2 separate regions of the Homo sapiens genome follow, and region 1 is linked to region 2. The links are chromatin contacts, found by Hi-C or POLR2A ChIA-PET in ENCODE. All regions are on one chromosome and are shown on one strand. The core of a region is the stretch at or near the end of the contact, and the rest is flanking DNA. Distances in the headings are between cores, read along the strand shown. Region 1 overlaps SLC38A4-AS1 (SLC38A4 antisense RNA 1). Region 2 holds the start of SLC38A4-AS1 (SLC38A4 antisense RNA 1).

Region 1 (3,729 bases), core at 47-2,546, 180 kb after region 2:
CTTCCGATGACTCTGCAGATGTGGGTTTCAGCAGCCAAGGTGTATTGCACCTGCTCATAGACCTTGGGAGTGTAACTTTCTCTGTTTTTACAAGATGTGCTCACTGCTTAATGATATCACAGATGCTGTTGCATTTTATTTCTAGATTCCAAGTTATTTTCTTGAATGTGTGAGAAATATAATTAGAAAATTAAATATTTTTGAAATTAAGAATAGAAATAAGTGGGAAAAAATGGACTGTAAAAAAAGAAAGGACTATTCTGTGAGACCAATTTATGACAGAGGTGATTTAACTTATAAATGCTTCATCACACTTTACCCCTAGGCGGGGTTGCCAAAATCATGAGCATGTTAATGTTAGCTGGTGCTTTGTGTGCTCAGAAGATATCACTAAAGAAGCCGAACACGGTGGTGCATGCCTATAGTCCCAGCTATTCAGGAGGCCAAGACGGGAGGATTGCTTGAGCCCAGGAATTCAAGACCAGCCTGGGCAATATAGCGAGACTGACCTCATAAACAAAACAAAACAAAAAACAACCAAAAAAAAAAAAAATAGATATCACTGTGAAAGGAAAATAAACCCCAGGAGCCCCAAATCACTAAGCCAAGGGAAAAGTCAAGCCTGGAACTACATCAGGCAAACATGCCTCCCATTTTATTCCTCAATAATACAGCTACAGGCTGGGTGCTGTGGCTCATGCCTCTAATCCCAGCACTTTGGGAGGCTGAGACAGGTGGATCACCTGAGGTCAGGAGTTCAAGACCAGCCTGGCCAACATGGCGAAACCCCGTCTCTACTAAAAATACAGAAATTAGCCAGGCGTGATGGCAGACGCCTGTAATCCCAGCTGCTTGGGAGGCTGAGACAGGAGAATTGCTCTGTTCTGTTGAATTTCACCCTGGCTATGGAAACCAATAGCTTATCTTCACAGGTGTGGGACAGAAAGTCATCCCTATGCTCATCTGAGACAAATGCATACCTGATTGCTTCCTCTGCCCTATTGTTTATGTAAAAATGCAGATTGACTGAGCCAGATTACATTGTGTATTCAGTGAAAGGCTGATGAAGGACTCAAAAGAATGCAACCTTTTGTCTTTTACCTACTTATGACCTGGAACCCCAACCCCCTACCAGAACCAATGACAATGTTACATATGCTGATGTCTCTTATCTCCCTAAAATATATAAAAGCAAGCTGTACCCCCACCACCTTAGGCACATGTTGCCAGGATCTCCTGAGGTTGTGTCATGGACGTGTTCTTCACCTTGGCAAAATAAACTTTCTAAATTGGTTGAAAAATAAATAAATAAATGCTTCATCAGTGATACATACGGATGTTACCAGAGTGATGTAATCTTGGTCAACAGATATTGCATGTCATTCAGTTCCTATTTTATGTTCTTTCCATCTACGTTCCTATTTCCTGGAATAGGAGTTGCTACAATGGCAGCAGCAGGCATCTTTAGTTTAGTTTTTCAGACATGAAAGGTACCTACACATATTTGTATCTTAGAAAGGTCACTCTGATAACACATTGAAGGATAGATTAGGGTAAGGCAAAACTAACAATAGCAAGACTAGTTAGGTGCTAAAGTAATACTGGAAAGAATGAAGAAGTGGGGCAGATCTGTGAGGTCTGAGGAGGTAGAGTCAGTTATTCTTGAAGAATGAGATGCAGGGCTGAGTAGATGAGAAATCAAGTATAGCTCCCCAGTTTTTTGATTTGATGATTGAGATACAGGGCAATACACCATGTGCTGCTGGAACCCACATCTGCGGTATCTTGGGAAGCTGGACTGTGGTTGTTTGAAATACAAGTGTCTGTGACTAAAGCCAAAGGTTTTACTTTACAATTTTGATGCCAATATAAGTAAAGAATAGAAGAGGAAAAGTAGGCATGGGAGAGAAGACAATGCATTCAGTTGTGCAATACTTTGAGTTTCAGATGCCTGTGTGACATCAAGTGGAAACGGTAGTTGATTCATGCATTTGGCACACAGGAAAAAACACAAATGCAACAGGCTTTCTATTCAGTCTCTTTCTTTCTCTGCGGCGCAAGGAAATAATGAGGGGCAGGAACACAGCAAGAACACAAACAGAACACAGTAAATGACTTCTGTATGCACTCAGTTGAGACTCTTCTACGGAAGTTTTATGTTTTTCTTTATTATGGTAAAATATACATAACATAAAATTGGTCATTTTAACTGTTTTTAAGTGTGCAGTTCAGAGGCATTAAGTACATTCACATTGTTGTGCAACCATCACTATCATCCCTCTCAATATTTCTTTTTTTAAAATTTAATTTTAAATTGACATATAATAATTGTACATATTTATGTGGTACATTGTGATGTTTTGATATATATATAATGTGTAGTGATCAGGTCAGGGTAATTAGCATATTCATAATTTCATTTTATTGTGTTGAGAACATTTAATATCTTCCCTCTAGCTATTTGAACCTATACATTATTGTTATCTATAGTCATCCTATAGTGGTATAGAGCACTAGAACTTATTCCCCCTATCTAGCTGTAATTTTATATCTTTTAACAAATCCATGCATGTCCCCACCTCTCCCTACCCTTGCCAGACTCCAGTATCCTCTGTTCTACTTTTTACTCCTAGGAGATCAAATTTTTTTAAATTATTATTTATTTATTTATTTAGCTTGTGTGAAAACATGTAGCCTTTATCCATTTATCTGTTATTGGATACCTAAGTGGATTCCATATCTTGGCTATTGTGAATAGTGTTCCAATAAACATGGAGGTACAGATTTCTCTTTAATATATAGATTTTGTTTCCTTTGGATAAATACCCAGTAGTGGGACTACTGGATCATTTGGTAGTTCTATTTGTAGTTGTCTGAGGAGACTGCATACTGTTTCCATAATGTCTGTACTGTTTACATTCACACCAACAGTGATTAAGAGTCCCTTTTCTCTACATTCTCACCAGTATTTGTTTTCTTGTCTTTTTGACAATAGCATAATAGCCATGCTAACTGGGGTACCTAATTGTGGTTTTGATTTGCATTTCCCTAATGATTAATGGTGTTGAGGATTTTTTTTCAAACACCTGTCGGCCATTGGTATGTCTTCTTCTGAAATATGTTTGTTCAAATCATTTGCCCATTTTAAAATTAGATTGTTTGGATTTTTTTGCTGTTGAGATGTTTGAGTTCCTTGTATATTCTGGGTATTAATTCCCTCATAGAAAAATAGTTTGCAAATATTTTCTCATATTCTGTCCATTGTCTTTTCACAGTGTTATTGTTTCCTTTTATGTGCAGAAGCTTTTTAGTTTGATGTAATCACATTTGTTAATTTTTGCTTTTGTTGCCTGTACTTTTGAGGTCGCAGCCATAAAATATTTGCCTAAATCAATGTTCTGGAGTGTTTCCACTGTGTGTTCTTCTAGTACATTCATAGTTTGGGGTCTTACATTTAGGTCTTTAATCCATTTTGAGTTGATTTTTGTATGAGGTAAGAGGTAGGGGTCTAGTTTCATTCTTCTGTATATGGATATCTAGTTTTCTTAGCATTGTTTATTGAAAAGACTGTCCCTTCCCCAGTGAATGTTCTTGTTGTCTTTGTCCATACCATTTGCCTATAGATACGTGGATTAGTTTCCGGGTTCTCTATTCTGTTCCACTGGTCTATGTGTCTGTTTTATACCAATACCATGCTGTTTTGGTTACTATAGCTTCATAGTATATTTT
Region 2 (3,668 bases), core at 695-3,194:
TTAGTACAAACATACCCAATTCTGTCAAGACTGAAGAACTTTCCAGGGACCTAGTATCAGAACTCTGTTTCTCCCATCTCCTTCCCAAATAAAAGAGGGGAAATAACGGCTTGACTAATGACCTTCTTGTGATACTTACCTGTTGGCCTTTTCATTTGACCCTGGAATGGTCTATTTTGCTAGGTGTAGTATATGCCAATGAATGTGAAAGAAAACAATGGCAGAGAGATGAAGGATTTATAGACAATGGTTCTTTGGCTAGGTAAACTGACACCTGCTAATTACCAATAAGTGTCTTGGAAAGTGAAATGTGAAAGCAAAATCACAGATACGATTCTCATATACATGCTTAAGGTTATTCAGAATGTGGTAAGGTCACAGCAACAATCAAGAATTAAGCTAAAAAACAAGCTGTGTATATTCTTAGTAAAGAAAATAGAAGTTTTATTGAAGTGCTCCATTGTTTTAAAAAATTAAAAATTTCAGATCCTTACAATTTTCCAAAACAGGATCATTAAAAAATACCTTTATTTTAATACTTGTTAGGGGTCTTCTTGTCTAAAGAGAAATGACAGTGACTGAAAGAAGGTGTGCTACCCAAAGCACTCGTAGGCCACGATGAACCTACATTCCTGGCCTTCAGTCAGTTTCCGGATCTTTCTTTGCCCAGGGCTAAGATACTGAAATAACGATTTATTAAAATTAACACACCTGCAATTCTGGTTCTTAGATGGGAACCATTTAATATATGGGCTTGGTTCTGAGATCTTTACTCAATAAAACTCCCAACTGTTTTGACTGACATCGTTGGCACTTCGTGACTGATTAAGGCACCTGCCTCCGGTTCCATGTCACTTCGTCTTGGGACACGTGGCGCTAATGCCACTTTTCAACCCCCCACCCCATTCAGCGACATTAACCCGGGCGACAGTCCAGGGCTAAACAGTTGCTGAAACAGTTAAATGTGTGTTTTATTGAGGTGAACCACGTACACAACAACCCCCTTTGAGTGAAACAATTTTGTTGTGTAACCATTTGTCACTTCTACATGGATGAGGTCAACGAAATCCTCAAAGTTGCTGTCTCAGGAATAAATTTTGTTCGTGGTTGGGAAAACGAAGTGGAGAATGTTATGGGATAGAGAAAATAGCTTATTTTCTCAGTGGTTAAGTGGGAGTGGGTAAAACACAATTGGCCTTGCATGTGCTTTGTTTAAACGGCGGTGCAGTAATTCTAAATGAGAAGACAAGACGCCCATCGTCACCGTCTTCTCCCTTTGTCTCACATTCCGCCCGGAGATGTGGGGGGTCTCACTCAATGCGGAACGGAGGTGGCGGGGGTGCGGCGCCCCAGAGGCGAAGGCGGAGGCGCCAGGACGCCGCTCCTGGCCTCTCAGGATACCAGCAGGCTACACGCAAGGTCGGGGGCAAGGCCGCGTGGCGGCTTGGAGCCGCGCGAAGGAAGCGAGGGCTGGCGGCCCCAGGGCAAAGGGGTCTGGCGGCGCCAGCCTGGGGCGCTGCAGCGGGCGGGGCGTGCGCAGCGCCGCTCCCCGGAGAGAAAGGAACCTCCGCAATGTCGGGGCCCGGCTGCGACCGGAAAACGGCGGGGGAAGAGAGAAAAGGAGGAGGGAGGGGGAAAAGGAGGTGGGGATACGAAGGAGCGGGGAGGCGGCGGGCGGGGCCTGCGGCGCGCAGCCCCAGTAGATCTCCGGAAATTTTCCACTAACGCTCCGAGCGCCAGAGCCGCCCGGGCGCAGCCCGCCTCTGCGCGCCCGCGACCCACGTGACGGTGATTCATTCGGCACCGCCTCCCCAGCCCGCGCGCGGACTTGGAGCCAAGAGTGGGAGCAGGGGTCGGGGGGAGGAGAAGGTGGAGGAGGAGGCGAAGAGGAGGCGGGGAGGAGGCGGGGAGGAGGGGGGAAGGGTTCGGGGAGAGGGAGGAGGGGAAGCAGAGGGGACGATGAGGTGCGGAGGCGTTGGCAGGTACCTGGGCCCCGCCGCCCGGGTGTGTGGGGGTCGGGTCGGGGGTCCAGCAAAGCCCCATCCAGTCGAGCCTGGGCAAGCTGAGAGGCTGTCGGGTGCGCTCCAGTTACGCTCCCCTGCGTCGTGGAAAACCTAGAGAGCCCTACAGCGTCAGGGCTAATCCCGGGACGCCTCGAGGCCCCGCGGAGTTTTCGCGAACGCGCCGGGCGGTGCAGGGATGTCCTGCTTGGGAGAGTGCAGGGTTGGAAGCGGGCACGCCCTGTTGGCAGCTGCCGGCGCTTGTGTACGTGGCTGCTGACGTGGAGAACTGTAGCTGTGGAAAGCCTGCGCCCCAAGGAGGGACGCGGGGGTGCAGTCGCGGCCCATTATCTGTGCCCGGGAAGTCCTGAAGGCTCTAGGAGCTGTCAGATTAAACCCCCAGACCCACAAGAAAATCCCTGAAGCTTCGGTGAGCGTGGGATTTGGCGTGCAGTTGGTTCCGTATGGTTCCCCATTAAGACTTGGAAGTCGGCTTACCAAGATTTCCTCTTACCCTTCGGCTGTGTTGAGTAGATATTACACAGACACCCCGCCCATGACTCTGCTCTTGCAGGAAAACATTTATTTCAAAAATACTGCAACGGTTTCATCTCTCATGTCCTTTTAGGTTCTTTCTAGTAATTGTGAACTTTTCCTCTCAAGTCATTCCATCAAAGTCTTGGAAGCAAATGAAAAAAACATACTACCCTGAAATAGAGTTCACATCTTTCTTTACCAACTTGCCTTTCCCAGGAAGACATCGTGGTGGGTTTGCAGTTCAGGTTTCCTCACAGCCTCTCCTGGGGGTCTTTTTCCCTCTCTGGTACCTTGAGGCATAGGACAGAAGGGAGCTGCTGAAGTTTCTGGATGTCGCTTATTTTTCACATTTGTTTTAACTTCTTTTGGCCAGAACTGTGTATTGTTTTCGCATAGATTTCTGCAATTAGAATTATTGTAATTAGAAAGAATAATAATCTTCATATAAGGCTTAGGGTACGCACTACTTTAAGGTCTTTGTAAATGTGTGCATATTCATTTCTCTCATCAACTCTGAGGTAGGGGCTATTCTTACCCCATTATTGACCTTTTACAAATGAGGAAACTGATGCTTGGAGAAGTTAGATAACTCGCCCAAGGCCATTCCTTCTCTAAGAGGAGGAACTGGAATTTGACCCCAAACTGTCAGGTAAATCCAATGCTTTGTTCACTATGCAATAGAAATTCTTTATTAATAAATTTAATTGTGTTGAAATATTAAGTTTACATTTTGGTGGGATTTTCCCCCTCGTTTTATTAAAGTGGCCTTCCTGAATTTTATTGTGGAGGGATGTTTAAAGTTAGTTTGGGTAGAAAGCCACACACAATTGTAAAAAGGAAGTCTTATGAAGAAATCATGCATTCCAAGGCAGTGTTACATTTTTCTTAAAGGGTAGATTATTGAAATATTTGACCTAAGAACTCATTTTTTTTCTCAGGAGAAAGGTTTGTCTTCATACACCTTTAGCCCCGAGCAAATGGTGAATCCTCCAGGAGAATGACGATGAGGCTTTTTAGTCTTCAGGGTTCGATAAATATATATCGATTGAAATGTATTCAAAAAGTGAATACCCTTGAAAGGACGATGACATAATGCCAAATGAAAAGGAAATTTCCCAAAGAAACCTAAAT

The links. A loop is a pair of places that touch in the nucleus more often than their neighbours do. ChIA-PET counts read pairs that join two places held with the same protein, here RNA polymerase II (POLR2A). Pooled maps may share reads with other maps.
Region 1: a loop to region 2 is called in a map of endothelial cell of umbilical vein, with 7 times the contacts of the local background. The contact joins the enhancer-like site here to the promoter of SLC38A4-AS1 in region 2. A Hi-C loop is called at or near these places in 39 of 168 maps with a recorded cell type or tissue (A673, CD14-positive monocyte, IMR-90 and 24 more) and 25 of 50 pooled maps. POLR2A ChIA-PET finds 5 or more read pairs at or near these places in 18 of 52 experiments (AG04449, AG04450, BJ and 13 more).

Annotation. Positions count from the first base shown.
Region 1 is chr12:46,561,060-46,564,788 of GRCh38, forward strand. All of the region lies in intron 3 of SLC38A4-AS1 (SLC38A4 antisense RNA 1), which reads left to right. Among named protein-coding and RNA genes, the nearest start is that of SLC38A4-AS1, 180 kb to the left of the region's middle. Within about 2 kb of position 1,297, at least 8 of the 41 ENCODE cell types and tissues checked have a DNase peak (open chromatin) inside an H3K27ac peak, as active enhancers do; they include A673, CD14-positive monocyte, PC-3 and 4 more, where a contact is called at or near this core.
Region 2 is chr12:46,381,732-46,385,399 of GRCh38, forward strand. It overlaps SLC38A4-AS1 (SLC38A4 antisense RNA 1), which reads left to right and starts at 1,945. Exons shown (of 4, transcript NR_125380.1): 1 at 1,945-1,964. RefSeq lists an enhancer at 1,309-1,816 and silencers at 1,371-1,730, 1,881-1,950.